2 separate regions of the Homo sapiens genome follow, and region 2 is linked to region 1. A link is an interaction called in ENCODE POLR2A ChIA-PET data of the cell type or tissue named here. Cell type or tissue: GM12878. All regions are shown on one strand.

The links. ChIA-PET counts read pairs that join two places held together with the same protein. Peaks named below come from ENCODE experiments on the same cell type or tissue, not always from the same donor. Only the 100,000 strongest peaks of a DNase experiment are listed, where the experiment ranks them.
Region 2: POLR2A ChIA-PET joins it to region 1 with 6 read pairs; 2 of 35 experiments call an interaction of 5 or more read pairs at or near these places.

What each region holds. Positions count from the first base shown.
Region 1 is chr15:64,898,920-64,906,919 of GRCh38, reverse strand. No RefSeq gene overlaps it. Among named protein-coding and RNA genes, the nearest start is that of ANKDD1A, 9.0 kb to the left of the region's middle. In GM12878, a CTCF peak has its summit at 1,223; a DNase peak (open chromatin) is centred at 4,794; H3K4me3 peaks cover 365 bases; H3K27ac peaks cover 260 bases.
Region 2 is chr15:64,194,548-64,202,547 of GRCh38, reverse strand. All of the region lies in intron 10 of CSNK1G1 (casein kinase 1 gamma 1), which reads left to right. Among named protein-coding and RNA genes, the nearest start is that of PPIB, 36 kb to the right of the region's middle. In GM12878, no CTCF peak of the experiment used is centred here; no DNase peak of the experiment used is centred here.

The DNA.
Region 1 (8,000 bases):
GTTGGGGTGGGGCCATTGGAATGGTTTCAGGATGAGACTGTTCCACCTCAGATCATCAGGCATTAGATTCTCATAAGGAGTGCAGCAACCTATCGCATGTGGGGACAATAGGGTTCATGTTCCTATGAGAATCTAATGCCTCTGCTGATCTGACAAGAGGCAGAGCTCAGACAGTAATGCCTGCTGCTCACCTCCTGCTGTGCAGCCCCATTGCTAACAGGCCACAAACCCATACTGGTCCTGCCCGGGGGTTGGGGACACCTGCTATAAACTCACAGACCTCAGACTCCACCCACATCTCCCAGCACTTGTGTATCCATGTCTTTCTGAGTCCAGTCCTAGCTCGGCTGTGTGACCCCATGCAATCACTAAATCTCTCTGACCTTCAATTTATCTGTGGATGATCCTTTTTTAATAGGGCTATTTCAAAATGCCTAGGCCCAGGCACACAATGAGTGCCCTAGTGTGGTGGCGGTGATTATCCTCCAGCTCTCCACCTGCAACCTATACTATCCCATGTAATCATATTGACAACTCTGTGAGGCAAATGCTAGAATATGGAAGCTCCACTGTACGGAGGAGGCACCTGAGATTCAGAGAGGTTAATACTTCACTCAGGGACATACAACAAGCTGTGGAGAGTTGAGAATGGCCTCCAGGTGTGACTCGCTCCAAAGGAGAAACAGGTGATTCCCATGGCATTGAACCACGTGCTGGGTCCCCAGCCAGGCCACAGCTGAAGGTGAGGTTGGAGGACATCCTTCAATCCAACCACCCGGCCAGTCCACTGGGACACCCCAATTCTAGGGCGTGACTTTCTTGCCAGGAAAGAAAGCAATTTGGCGGAAAGCCTCAGAAAACAGCGCAAACAGGCTGGGCGTGGTGGCTCACACCTGTAGTCCCAGCACTTTGGGAGGCTAAGGCAGGTGGCTAAGGCTTGAGCCCAGGAGTTCGAGACCGGCCTGGGCAAAATGGTGAGACCTACCCTTCCACCCCCCCACACACACGCTCACTGTCTCTACAAAAAAAATTTAAAGAAACAAAAGGAAAAATAGCGCAAGCACGTAACCTGACGCAGAGGATCCAGGTGAGAGGGACTAGGAGCGTATGGGCGTTCAGTTTCCCTGAGCCTGGCTTCTCGCGCTTAGCGTCCTCCTGGAACTCCGAGGGGAGTGGGCAGAGGCCTCTGGGCCTCGCTGCAGTTTCGGTTGTCGACACGCGGGGGAGCAAGAGCCGGCGAAGAGCAGCTGTAAATACCGTAATTCCCTCCCATCTGTCCCCACGACCGGCACGACAGTGATGGAGGCCAGAGGGGCGCGAGGAGGGAGAGGCTAGGGGTTACAGACTGTAGTGTAACCTGAGATGGGCTGGATCTACCTATGACAGAGGAGGCTCTGCGCAGAGAAGCAGGGTGCCCACATGCTGAGTCTCCCAACTGGCTCCTCCACGCTGGGCTTTCTGCTGTACCATTTTCTGAGGCTTTCCCCAAGATTGCCAGTGAGGGTACGTGAATGCCAGGCTAAAGACTTGGGCCATGGGGGCGGGGTGAGAGAGGAATAGACGCGGTGGTAAAGATGTAAGTAAATGTGGGGTTGAGTGGCAGTTTAATTCCCAGACATACTCGGGCCTTTCTAATGAGGGAAAAGATCCAATAACTTTCGCAAAGAAAGTAGGGAATTACTATGGATTCCCGTTAGAGGAATGCGCATCTTAAAAAGCTGCAGGAAGGGGGCAATATTTAACCCAAATGAAATTCTAAAGGTCTTTTTTTTTTTTTTTTTTTTTTTTTAGACGGAGTCTCACTCTGTCGCCCAGGCTGGAGTGCAGTGGCGCGATCTCGGCTCACTGCAAGCTCCGCCTCCCGGGTTCACGCCATTCCCTTGCCTCAAGCTCCCGAGTAGCTGGGACTACAGGCGCCCGCCACCATGCCCGGCTAATTTCTTTTTGTATTTTCAGTAGAGACGGAGTTTCACCATGTTAGCCAGGATGGTCTCGATCTCCTGACCTCGTGATCCGCCCGCCTCGGCCTCCAAAAGTGCTGGGATTACAGGCGTGAGCCACCGCGCCCGGCCTTCTTTTTTTTTTTTTTTTTTTTTTTTTTAACTTTTGTTTTAGGTTCAGGGCTATATGTGCAGGTTTGTTACATAGGTAAACTTGTGTCATGGGGGTTTGTTGTACAGATTATTTCATCACCCAGGTACTAAGCCAAGTACCTGGTAGTGATATTTCCTGATTCTCTCCCTCCTCCCATCCTCCACCCTCTAGTAGGCCCCAGTGTCTGTTGTTCCCTTCTTTGTGTCCATAAGTTATCATCATTTAGCTTCCACTTATAAGTGAGAACAGGCGGTATTTGGTTTTCTGTTCCCGTGATTTTTTTAGGTTAACAGGCAGAAGGGAGAGAGGTGTTTGCCTGGAGAAAGGATAAGATGACCTGGTGTTGTTGGGTTGAGGGGTGAGGCAGTTCTGTGATCTGGGTCCCAGAGCAGGGACAGGGTGCAGCCTGTTGTGAAAGCCCAATGCACCGGATGTGTGTCCTCTCTAAGAAGGTAGCACAGCCATGTGCAGTGTCATTGAGCATGCCCTCTGCCCAGGGCTCTGCCAGCCCAGCCAGTGAGGCTCAAGTTGGGGGACAGGAGGTTGGGGGTCAGGGAGAGATGCTTGGGAAGCGAGGAAAAGAGAAAAGGAAAAGGCACCTAAGAGCTGGCAGGCTGGAGTCAGGCAAGACCTTCATCTTCCAGACTTGTTTTCTCATCTGGAAGGTGGAGATAATAACACTACCTATATGCAAAGGGCTATTGTGAGAATTCAATCAGTTGTTGTTCTAGAAAGTGCTCTGTAACCACTACAAAGACTAGGCATGAAACCTCCTCTGTAGAGGGCTCCCAGATTGCTCCAAACTCAAAATGCCCCTTTCCTGAGGGTTCCCAGAACCCATGGTCAAGCCTTCCGTGGTATCCCTGGCCTAGATGCAAGTAACTGTTTTGCAGCTGTCACCTTCTGCTCCAGCTCCCACTAAAGCACCCTCCCAACCCCAATCCCTGCCATACTATGAACTTTTTTTAAATTTATTTATTTTTGAGACAAGGTCTCACTGTGTCACCCAGGCTGGAATGCAATACAGTGTCAAGATCATGGCTTATCACAGCCTTATCTCCAGGGCTCAAGCGATCCTCCCACCTCAGGCTCCCAGGTAGCTGGGACCACAGGCATGTGCCAACACGCATAGCTAATTTTTTTTTTTTTTTTTTTTTTTTTTTTTTTGCAGAAATGAGGTTTCCCTATGTTGCCCAGGCTGGTCTTGAACTCCTGGGCTCAAACAATCCTCTCACCTCAGCCTCCCAAAGTGTTGGGGTTACAGACGTGAGTCACAGCGCCTGGCCAACTGAACTTGTCAAGGCAGATGTGGTAGCTAATTCATCCCTGTACTCATTCAAAACTACAGCCTGATAAGACTTGGCAAAATGATACTAAAGTTTATCTTAAAACAACAACAACAATAAAAACAGACAGCAATGTTATGAAAACAAAGAGCAGTGGAGGGAAAGATGGGACCAGATACTGAAACAATTTGACAATGGCTATCAGAATTTTTTAAATGTACATACCTTTCATGCCAACAACTCCATTTCTAAGAATCTACACCATAGAAATAATTGCAGTAATTACATAAAGATGCAAGGATGTCTACTGCGATCTGTTCCGTAACTATAGCAAACAATTGGAAACAACCCAAGGGCCCATCAATAGGGGATGACAAAATAAATTGTGATGCATGATTATAAAATCATACAATGCAATGCTGAGCAGCTGTTAAAAAGAAATTAGTGGGTCTGTATTTGCTGAGGTAGGAAGAATCTCTAAGAGACAGCAAGAGTCAGAACAGGAAGTACAATATGAGTCCATTTCTTTAAAAACATTCTCCTGCCACTATCATCACTTTTTTTTTTTTTTGAGATGGAGTTTTGCTCTTGTTGCCCAGGCTGGAGTGAAATGGCATGATCTCTGCTCGCTGTAAACTCCACCTCCTGGGTTCAAGCGATTCTCCTGCCTCAGCCTCCCAAGTACCTGGGATTATAGACATATGCCACCACAACCAGCTAATTTTGTATTTTTAGTAGAGACAGGGTTTCTCCACTTTGGTCAGGCTAGTCTCAAACTCCCAACCTCAAGTGATCCACCTGCCTCAGCCTCCCAAAGTGCTGGGATAACAGGCGTGAGCCACCACACATGGCCTATGTTCACATCTTCATCAGTCAAATTTCCCTTCCTGTCCCCAGATGACAATCTGGCAGATACTATGCTTTGCAATCATTTTAGGATATTAAAAGTCTGGTCCAACTCAATTTAAAATTCCAAGCCCTTCAATCTACAAAATACGGCCAGACGCGGTGGCTCACACCTGTAATCCCAGCACTTTGGGAGGCCAAGGTGGGTGGATCACAAGGTCAGGGGTTCGAGACCAGCCTGGCCAACATGGTGAAACCCCATCTCTACTAAAAACACAAAAATTAGCTGGGCGTGTTGGTGTGTGCCTGTAATCTCAGCTACTGGGGAGGCTGAGGCAGGAGAATGGCTTGAACCCAGGAAGAGGAGGTTGCAGTGAGCCGAGATCACGCCACTGCACTCCAGCCTGGGTGACAGAGCAAGACTCCATCTCAAAAAAAAAAAAAAATCTTCAAAATACATATAGCACAGATATATATCATATTGTCATATTAACTTGTTTATTTTTCACCACAGCCCTCTGAAGTAGGTACTATGATTATCCTCCACATCTTACAGATGAGGAAATTGTGGTATAGACAGGTGACTTCCCCAAATTCACACAGACAGTAAATGGCAAAGCCAGGTTCTCTGCCCTTAACCACTGTGTTATATCACCCTAGGCTCACAGGACCTCAAATGGGACTTTTCCTTGTCTCAGAATTTCAGCTGGCGTACTGTATATCATTAGCTAGATATACTAGAATTCATTTAGCCATCACCCTAATGATAGACATAGAGATTATTTCCAGTCTTGTGCTATTATAAACAGTGCTGCAATGAACTTTGTGTGTATGTTTTTGTGCACCTGTACAACTATTTCAGTAGCTTAGATTCATAAAAGTGCAATTGCTGGATCAATGGGTACATTTAAATTTGAATAGATGTTCCAGATATCTATTGCTATATAACTAACTATCTCAAAATTTAGTGCTCAAAAACAACCATTTTGGCCAGGTGTGGTGGCTCACGCCTGTAATCCCTGCACTTTGGGAGGCCGAGGCGGGCAGAACACGAGGTCAGAAGATTGAGACCATCCTGGCCAACAGGGTGAAACCCTTTCTCTACTAAAAATACAAAAATTAGCTGGGCATGGTGGTGTGCACCTGTAATCTCAGCTACTCGGGAGGCTGAGGCAGGACAATCGCTTGAACCAGGGAGCTGGAGGTTGCAGTGAGCATAGATCATGCCACTGCACTCTAGCCTGGGCAACAGAGTGAGACTCGGTCTCAAAAAAAAAAAAAATATTTTATATTGTTCATGATTTTGTGGGTCAGGGATTTTGGGAAGGGCTCAGCCGGATGGTTCATCTGTGATTCTCTTCCAAGGTGGCTTCATCGCTCACATGACTGGGGCCTCAGTGCTCCTTGACTGCTCTTTAAACATGTGGTGTCATATCCTGTAGGGATTCCCCACATGGTTTGGGCTTTTTACAGCATGTGAACATTAGATAATGCAGGTCAGGTAACCAGGTAGTTGGCTTCCAAGAGGGAGGATATGGAACCTGCTGGACAATCTAAGGGATACACTTGCAACTGAGACAGTATCACTTGCTGTATTTTATTGACCAGGGAATTCACGGTCCAACCCAAATTCAAGAAAAGGGGACATAGACCCCACCTCTCCATGGAAGGCACATCAGAGAACTTGTGACCACTTTTACTCTACCATAATAGTTATTTCCAAATTGCCCTCCAAAATATTGGTCAATTTACATTCCCAGCAATGATGCACTAGATTGTCCTTCCCCACACCCTCACCAACACCATACATTGTAAAACACTTCAATTCATGCTGATCTAGCAGCTGAAAATGGTACTGTATTTCATTGTCATTCTTTCATGCATTTCTTTAATTATGGGTGAAGGTAAGTATCTTTTCACGTATTTGCTGTTCATTAAATTTTATTTTTTCTTGTGAATTGTCTGTCTATATATTTTACCCATTTTAAAATTTGGTTGGACTTTTTTATATTGATTTATAAAATGTATATATTAAAAAGAGTAGCTTTTTTTTTTTTTTTTTTTTTTGAGCTAGGGTCTTGCTCTGTTGGCAGGCTGGAGTGCAGTAGCATGATCTCAGCTCACTGCAACCTCTGCCTCCTGGGTTCAAGCAATTCCCCTGCCTCAGCCTCCTGAGTAGCTTTTATCTGATATTATGTTACAAATAGTTTTCCACAGTGTGTGGACTTTTGACTTTGTTTTTTGACAATTTTCTCAATTTAGGTTTTAAATTTTTACAGGTTCAAATTATCAACCTTTTACTTTAAGATTTCTGGATTTTGGCCAGGCACAGTGGCTCACGCCTGTAATCGCAGCACTTTGGGAGGCCAAGGCAGGTGGATCACAAGGTAAGGAGATTGAGACCATCCTGCCCAACATGGTGAAACCCCATCTCTACTAAAAATACAAAATTTAGCTGGGTGTGGTGGTGTGTGCCTGTAATCCCAGCTACTGGGGAGGCTGAGGCACGAGAATCACTTAAACCCAGGAGGTGGAGGTTGCAGTGAGTGGAGATCGCGCCACTGCACTCCAGCCTGGCGACAGAGCAAGACTCTGGATTTTCTTTTTTTTTTTTTGAGACGGAGTCTCGCTCTGTCGCCCAGGCTGGAGTGCAGTGGCACGATCTCCGCTCACTGCAAGCTCTGCCTCCTGGGTTCACGCCATTCTCCTGCCTCAGCCTCCTGAGTAGCTGGGACTACAGGCACCCGCCACCGTGCCTGGCTAATTTTTTGTATTTTTAGTAGAGATGGGGTTTCACCGTGTTAGCCAGGATGGTCTCAATCTGCTGACCTCGTGATCCACCCACCTCAGCCTCCCAAAGTGCTGGGATTACAGGCGTGAGCCACTGTGCCCGGCCGAGACTCTGGATTTTATGTAGTGTGTTCCTGTTGTTTTTCAGAATTTTCCTGCTAGTCTCAAATGTTTATTTTTCCAGATTAATATTATTTTCCAAGGCACCCTCCTCAAATCCTATTGTTTTGATTTAAATCACTTTCAGTTTATAGATCCATTTAAGAAAATGCACAACCTTACAACTGGAGTACAAGGCTGGGCTTTGTGTTGTTTTGAGTCTTCACTCCCATAGGACATCAAGTCTTAGTGAGGGGATGATGGTGCCATCTCAGGAAGTCCCCAGCATTCCTGGGCACCTTTGAGGGAAGGAGCCCAAGAATGAACCAAGGACAGCCCTGGGGTCAGACAAGCCCCACAATGCCATGTACCTAGGAATCCAAGGCCTTGTCAGGGAGGCTCAGAACACAGCCCCCAAGCCTACAACTCCTGGACTTTCCATTGCAGGGTGAGTCCAGAACTCCTTGAAGAAAACATTCCTTAGAGGCCCAGGAAAGGCACCAGATGTGCCTTCAAAGAGCTAATTCATGAGGTAGGAGATTTCACATAGTGGTGCCTTGTTGGAGAGACCGAGCAGAGTGATGCATTTGCCAAGGAAAATCCTACCAGTCTCAAAGTCACAGCCTTGGAGAGTGGCAGGGATCTGCTGTGGGAGCCACAGGAATGGGCGGCTGCTGTGGGCAGAGCCCTGCAGGCTCTCCTTCCTTCCCAGCTGGGGCTCTGCTGGCTTCTCTCCAATCCTGGAACCCCAGTCTGCAGCATCAACCCACTCCTTCCCCAGGCAGGGGCCCAGTTGGGCACCAAAGGCTTTCCCCAAAATGCCCAGAGAGATTGAGTAGGCATTTGTTTATTCAACAATTATTGTCAACAATGTGCCAGTCAGTG
Region 2 (8,000 bases), 700 kb after region 1:
TGTGTGGGCCTGTCAGAGTCTGTTGGCTGTTGGGGGGAACTAGCTATAAGTTAGGATCAGAGGCATCTACCATAGGACCAAAAGACCTGTTGGAGGCTACTCTGGGCACAGTGCCTGTGGAGTAGCCCTACTCGCCAAGGAGCAGTTTAAAAAAAAAAAGACCTGTCGCACAGACAGGATGTACCAGGTAGCCCACTTTGGGTCTCATCTGTAGTCTGGTCTAGAGCTCTTGCCAGTTCTGGTTTTTCCTTGCTGGTTAAGAATGGTAGGTACTTTGGACTTCCAACTGACTTGGGCATGAAATGGAACCTCCACACCACCCCTTGTTCTTCTACCCGGGCAAATTATAGAGCTGGTCAAGATTTGAGATGGACCTGCAGTGAAGACTCAGCTTAGGCGATGTCATCTGTCCTTCATTGTTCGTTGTTTGGAAAACTAGTGGTCTCAGTGAGGGACATCTCTCAGCCTAAAGACAGATAAGGCAAACACACACCAAAAAATCAACAAGTTTGACATTTTTAAAAAGGGCTTATGTATTTGGGAAGTAAATATGACATAGGATTTTTATCTTTATATTAAATATATTGCTAAGAGAAAAACAGAGACCACAGTAGGTAAATAAGCAAAGCATAATAAACAGATTACATATTTTTAAAATAATTATCACATATCAAATTAGCTTATTTCCTCTCCTTATGATTTCACTTTCTTGTATTAACATTTTTACAAGAAAATACAAAAACATTTATTTCATAGATGCACATGTGCAAGTATATAGGTTAAGAATAGTATATAAACACACACACACACACACACACACACACACACACACACACACACATGTCCAATGGAGTACACCCACAAATATATTTTCTCACCAGTAAGTATATACTCTTGGCAAAATATGTGGTTTGGTGGGTAAGAAAAAAGTATGTAAAAGGAGGAAAGCCATTTACTAGAGAGTACATATAAACGAGAAAATAGGTGGGCAAAAAAGAAAGGGTTAAGCAAACTCTGGGCACTAATTGGGTCCATAGTCACATCCTTTAAAGTCGTTGTTTAAGATTTATAATTTGACTGACTTCTGGTTTGACAACAAAAGACTGTTGACTTCTGCAGTTCTCTCCCATCCCTCCCTTTTTAAAAGCTAATAGCTAGTGCAGGTGAGGGCACAGTTAAACTGACATATTGCTGTTGATTTTACGAATTGTACAAATTCTCTAGAAAGCAATTTCTTTTTTCTTTTCTTTTTCTTTCTTTTTTTTTTTTTTTTTTTGAGACAGTGTCTTGCTCTGTCACCCAGGCTAGAGTGCAGTGGTGCAATCTCAGATTACCTCAACCTCTGTCTCCCAGATTCAAGCAATTCTCCTGTCTCAGCCTCCCAAGTAGCTGGGATTACAGGCACATACCACCATACCTGGCTAATTTTTGTATTTTTATTAGAGATGAGGTTTCGCCATGTTGGCCAGGCTGGTCTCGAACTCCTGACTTCAGGTCATCCACCTGCCTCGGCCTCCCAAAGTACTGGGATTACAGGCGTGAGCCACTGTGCCTGGCTAGAAAGCAATTTGATCAAGTTATTTTCTTCTCTGATGAAATACCTTACTTCTTGAAATCAATCAATAAAACCACTCAAAGTATAGGTTATGTGCATAAAACTGTTGCATTGTCATTGGTAGCAGAGATATAGAAATGATCTGCCTATCCACCTATAAAGGCATGGTTATAAATCTACTTCACATCCTTTATTGAATAAACTGGGTTATAGTAAAGTGAGCTGGACGGGATGGGGAAATAAGCAGAATCAATGGAAGGAGATCAAAATTATTAACAGAAATAGGGTTGGAAGTGTAGTAATATATTCTAAAATATTTTAAATGAAGTTTTATTACTCTATAATGCGGCCAGGCGCAGTGGCTCACGCCTGTAATCCCAGCACTTTGGGAGGCCGAGGCGGGTCGATCACCTGAGGTCAGGAGTTCGAGACCAGCCTGGCCAACATGGTGAAACCCTGTCTCTACTAAAAATATAAAAATTAGCTGGGTGTGGTGGCACATGCCTCAAATCCCGGCTACTCAGGAGGCTGAGGCAGGAGAGTCACTTGAACCTGGGAGGTGGAGGTTGCAGTGAGACGAGATGGTACCATTACACCCCAGCCTGGGCACCACTGCACTCCAGCCTGGGCAACAAGAGAGAAACTCCATCTCAAAAAACAAAAATGCATTTAAGTAGAAAATGTATGTAAAGAAAAAATAGATAAGTAGTGTCATATCACAGTCAACATATATCCTTGTGTCTCTTTTTTTTTTTGAGACAGAGTTTAGCTCTTATCACCAAGGCTGGAGCATGATCTTGGCTCACTGCAACCTCCGCCTCCTGAGTTCAAGCGATTCTTCTGCCTCAGCTTCCTGAGAAGCTGGGATTACAGGTGCCTGCCACCACACCGGGCTAATTTTTGTATGTTTAGTGGAGATGGGGTTTCACCATGTTGGCCAGGCTAGTCTGGAACTCCTAACCTCAGGTGATCCACCTGCCTCAGCCTCACAAAGTGCTGCAATTACAGGCATGAACCACCATGCCCGGCACCTTGTGCCTATTTTTTAGAATATTTTTTATTTTTTAAAATTCTTTTTTACCTCCATTCTCTTAGAATGTGATAGAATTTTTTTTAAAATTTTATTTATTTATTTATTTTGAGATGGAGTCTTGCTCTGTCGCCCAGGGTGGTGTGCAGTGGCGCGATCTCGCGTCACTGCAACCTCCACCTCCCGGGTTCGAGCAACTCTCCTGCCTCAGCCTCCCGAGTAGCTGGGACTGCAGGCGCACGCCACCACACCTGCATAATGTTTTGTATTTTAGTAGAGACAGGGTTTCACTGTCTCCCAGGCTGGTTGCGAACTCCTGAGCTCAGGCAATCCGCCCGCCTCGGCCTCCCAAAATGCTGGGATTACAGGCATGAGCCACCGCGCCCGTCCTAGACTATCTTAAAATATGTGTTTCCTTTACTTTCCTGCTTCAGTGAATTTATAACCAATGCTGTGGTTTTGCATGGATTTTTAAAGTATGAGGAAAAGAGATGATTGAAAACTTCGGTTGTCAGGGTAAAAACTGAGTAGTGAATTTCAATGTACTTTTAAATGAAAAGTCTCTGACCACAGTATATAATTATTTAGGAAAATCTCATCTGTATTTAACTACTATGCTTATTTTTGAAAAGTTGAATCTTGAATATCTCTCTTTGATATATATTTTTTTCTCTTTTTCTTTTCTTTTTCTTTTTTTTTTTTTTTTTTTTTTGAGAAAAGATTTCACTCTGTTGCCCAGGCTGGAGCACAGTGGCACAATCACAGCTCACTGCAGCCTCAACTTCCTGGGCTAAAGTGATCCTTCCACCTTAGCCTCCTGAGTAGCTGGGACTACAGGCACACGCCACCACGCCCAGCTAATTTTTTTTTTTTTTTCGTATTTTCTGTAGAGACAGTTTCACTGTGTTTCTCAGGCTGTTCTCAAATTCCTGGGTTCAAGCAATCTGCCCACCTCTGCCTCCCAAAATGCTGGGAGCCACTATGCCTGGCCCTATTTTTTTAATTTTAGAGTTTTTAGTATCCTGTGGCTGCTAAGAGATTGGAATTCCTTCACGTTGATGTAAATGTTATAACGCCTTCCCACCAGGATTCTGAATCCTTGCTGGGTAAAATTCTTTCTGCACTATGCACTCTGGGTAATGGATTTCTAGTGTCTGTTCAACCTTTGGTCTATGTTAATATTACATTTCTTCTATCTTTAGGATTGTTTTCTTATGCCCTTTTTTTTTTTTTAAGAAAATTTGCAGCCAAATCTCTCTCTTATTACTCTAAGAATTGAAAACAAGATGATTTTCTAGACTAATTCCTTTCAAGTTTTGAAATTAGCAAAAGAAAAATACAGTTTCTCCTTGAGCGAGATTGACAGGTATTGACTTTAGGAACAGCTAACCTTTCATCAGCAACTTTGACTCAGTAAATCTGAGCTGAGGACCTGCTATGTGAAACTGTATCCTGTGGGCCAGGGAAGGTGGCTCACACGTGTAATCCCAGCACTTTGGAAGGCTGAGGCGGGTGGATAACTTGAGGCCAGGAGTTCGAGACCAGCCTGGCCAACATGGTGAAACCCCATCTCTACTAAAAATACAAAAATTAGCTGGGTGTGGTGGTGGGCGCCTGTAATCTCAGTTACTTGGGAGGCTGAGGCAGGAGAATTGCTTGAACCTGGGAGGCGGAGGTTGTGCAGTGAGCCAGTGCACATGAGACTGTGCCACTGCACTCCAGCCGGGGCAGCAGAGACTTTGTTTCAAAAAAAAAAAAAAAAAAAAAAAAGTATATCCTGTGGATACCAAGTAGGGAGTCCTTGTCCTCAAAGAGCTGACAAGTAGATAAGCCAAATGGACAGATAACTATAACACAAGGCAGAACAGATAAGCATCCCAAGTTGCAAATTATTATCATCTGGGTTTGGAAGAAGAAATTTCATCTAGTCTGAGCAAGACAAATAATTTGATGAGAGAAGCTGCATTTGACATGCTTTTAGCAGAATTAAATGAGATGGAAGAGGCATTCCAAGCAGAAGAATATATGATCAACAACAAATGTTTTATCTAGTTCAGTTTTCTAAAATATATGATGCGAGTAAAGGAGTCCTAGGAGACAAGGCTAGGAAAGTAGGTTGAAACCATTTGGTGAAGCTCCTGGAATGCTGGGCTGGCGAGTTGGTGCTTATTTTAAGTAGGAATAGGGACTAAAGATTTTTAAGCAAAGGAGTGATATGATTAAAACTCTGCTTTTGAAATCTTTTGGCACAGAATGTGGTACTAGTCTGGCAGCAAACATGGAAATCATTAAGCAGGCAGTGAATTCCCTTGAGATGTAGAGGGAGTCTAGATGGGTTATAGTAGGGCAAATGAAACAGAATTGAACAATGCTACAGTGATATAATCTACCAGAATTGGCAGCCCACATGAATGTCAGGATTAAGGGAGAAGGAAGAGTCAAAGCTGTTGCAGAGATCTTGAGCCTGGATAATTAGGAGGCATGTGGTACTATTACTAGAGATGGCAAAGTTGGGGGAGGAACTTGTTTGGAATTTGAATTTAGGCATCTTGAGTTTGAAATACTAGCAATGTATTCCACCTGAAGAGGTCTAGCAGGCAGAGGATGGTTCTCCAGAGACAACTAGAGAGATATTTGGGAGTCAAGGCATAGAGATGACATTGATGATAATGCCTAAAGAGTCTCCTTATTCTGGGAAATCTGAGCCTAGGGCTCAACAAACTGTTTAGTCTCATACTTACAGTAGAAGGAGAAAGAAGAGCTCAGACCTTGGTTTTATCTTATCCCAAAACTTTGGCCATAGGACATTTAACCTATTTAGGGTGTCAGCATTCTCAAATTGGAGCCTTGTAAGAGCAGAGGTTTTTGTTGTTTTGTTCACTGCTTTAATTAACCCTAACACCCAAACCAATGTTTAGAATAGTGGGCACTTGATGCATACTTGTTTGAATGAATGAGTGAATGAATGAATCTGCCAAATGAAGGGTGCAGATGTAAATAGATATTTTTTTATAGCATAGATTTTTATTTAACCTTTATTGAAAAATAAATTTTAAGCTTTTCTTCCTACTCGTTTTTGTTTCCACAAAGAGCCATTTTGCCTCTGTTTGGCAGCTAGAGTAGGGCTGGATTGTCTGCTCAAGGGGAGGGGTGTTTAAAAAAAAAAAACACACACAGAGCAGTCTTTTGCAGCAAAGAAAGTTCAGGTGATTGCTGGGCATGGTGGCTCCCGCCTGTAATCTCAACACTTTGGGAGGCCGAGGCGGGCGGATCACCTGAGGTCGAGAGTTCGAGACCAGCCTGACCAACATGGAGAAACCCCATCTCTACTAAAAAATACAAAATTAGCCCGGCATGGTGGTGCCCGCCTGTAATCCCAGCTACTTGGGAGGCTAAGGCAGAAGAATCACTTGAACCCGGGAGGCAGAGTTTGTGGTGAGCCGAGATCGTGCCATTGCACTCCAGCCTGGGGGACAAAAGTGAAACCCGTCTCAAAAAAAAAAAAAAGTTCAGGTGATCTTATTAGTTCTTTTCCATCACAACAAGAATCCTATTTTCCTTGTATTCTGGGAAAATTTTGCTTTGCTTGTTTAGATTTTAGGTATATTGAATTGAGTACTGTTTGGTTTATCTATATACAATAATAAATCCCAAATATGGTTCCTAAAGGACTGCATTTAAACTCACATATATTGGATCTGCCTTTTAAAACTATCTTTATTCCAAGCACTTCTTTTTTTTTAATAGAGATGGGATCTCACTCCACCTCTCAGGATAGAGTGTAGTGGCGTGATCACAGCTCACAGCAACCTTGACCTCCTGGGCTCAAGCAATCCTCCCACCCCAGCCTCCCAAACAGCTGGGACTATGGGCGTGAGCCACCACACCTGACTAATGTTTATTTATTTTTTGTAGAGACAGGGCCTCCTGGTCTCAAACTCCTGGGCTCAAGTGATCCTTCTGCCTCAGCCTCCCAAGTAACGGGGATTACAAGTGTGAGCTACCATGCCTGGCCAAGCACAATTTTTTTGAACATAAATTTTACCTAACTAGAGAACTATAATTAAACTATGAATTTGGATAGAATAAACGTTCCTAAAAGCTAGATCCATTCAGAAAGATCCCAGTTGAGTTAGTCTTTCCATCATTTTATACTTCGTGTTTGTCCTTTCCCAGTACCAAAAGTTGTAAATCTTGCCATGGGTCTGATTCCTCTCTAAAGAACTGCGTATTACAATCCGGCAGAAAGGGGATGAAAACCTTAATAGTTCTGCCTGCTTGCTTCTACCTGGCAAAACGTCCTTTGCATTATCTGATCAAATTCAATCAGGAAGTAAGTCCTGCCGGTATCCACAGATCTGATATTAGAGTACAACATATTGTACTGTCATAGGTTTTATTCAGTGTGCTTGTTCAACACAGTAAATGTAGACTGTTGCATTGACTACTATGTGCATGCAGCAGCACTCTTCCTGCCCTTTCAGTACTTTAAATCCAAGCTTGTGACAATCCTTACGTAAATGCTACATAAACATTACACCGCAATGGTTCAGGAGTTATGATAGCGTCTCCTTTTTCTCTGGCTGACCTCTTTTATTATGGTGGGTTTTGTTGTGGGTATGTGAAAAAGAAGGGCTACTTAGTAACTAGCAGGTTAGAGGAACAGATCCCATTTTGACAGTGGAGAGAGTCATATTGACTATTAAAAGCTTTTAAATGGTAACAGACATGGTATCCTACCCCAAAATGTCACTTACTCTTTTTTGTGTTTTTGTATGTGTAGCATAGGTGTTTTGTTTTGTTTTGTTTTCATTCGCCATGTGAAAAGAGATGCGTAGCATATGTTTAAGGGAAAGAATTTATTCTTTGTAATTTTGTACTAGGTGGACTGTTCCCTTGCAAATTCTCCAATTTGACTAGGAAAATATGAATCAAAGATCAGTAAAGGTAATCTCTCATCCTTCCAAAAGAACCATATTTAAACTAACTCAATACCTTATAATACACGGAAAAATAAACGCAGAATTTAAGAGTCAAATCATGTGAGGTCTGAAGAAGATATGCCTCCAGTAAAAGAGTGTTTTGGATTTGTTTGTATCTAGACTGTAAGGGAATACATTTAAAGGACATAAAGCCTTAGAAAAATATATTGTGGCTGGCTGGGGTCGGTGGCTCACACCTGCACTTTGGGAAGCTAAGGCGGTGGATCACCTGAGGCCAGGAGTTCAAAACCGGCCTGACCAACATGGTGAAACCCTGTCTCTACTAAAAATACAAAATTAGCTGGGCATGGTGGCTCATGCCTGTAATCCCAGCTACTTGGGAGGCTGAGGTAGGAGAATCGCTTGACCCAGGAGTCAGAGTTTGCAGTGAGCCGAGATCGCACCACTGCACTCCAGCCTGGGCAATAAGAGC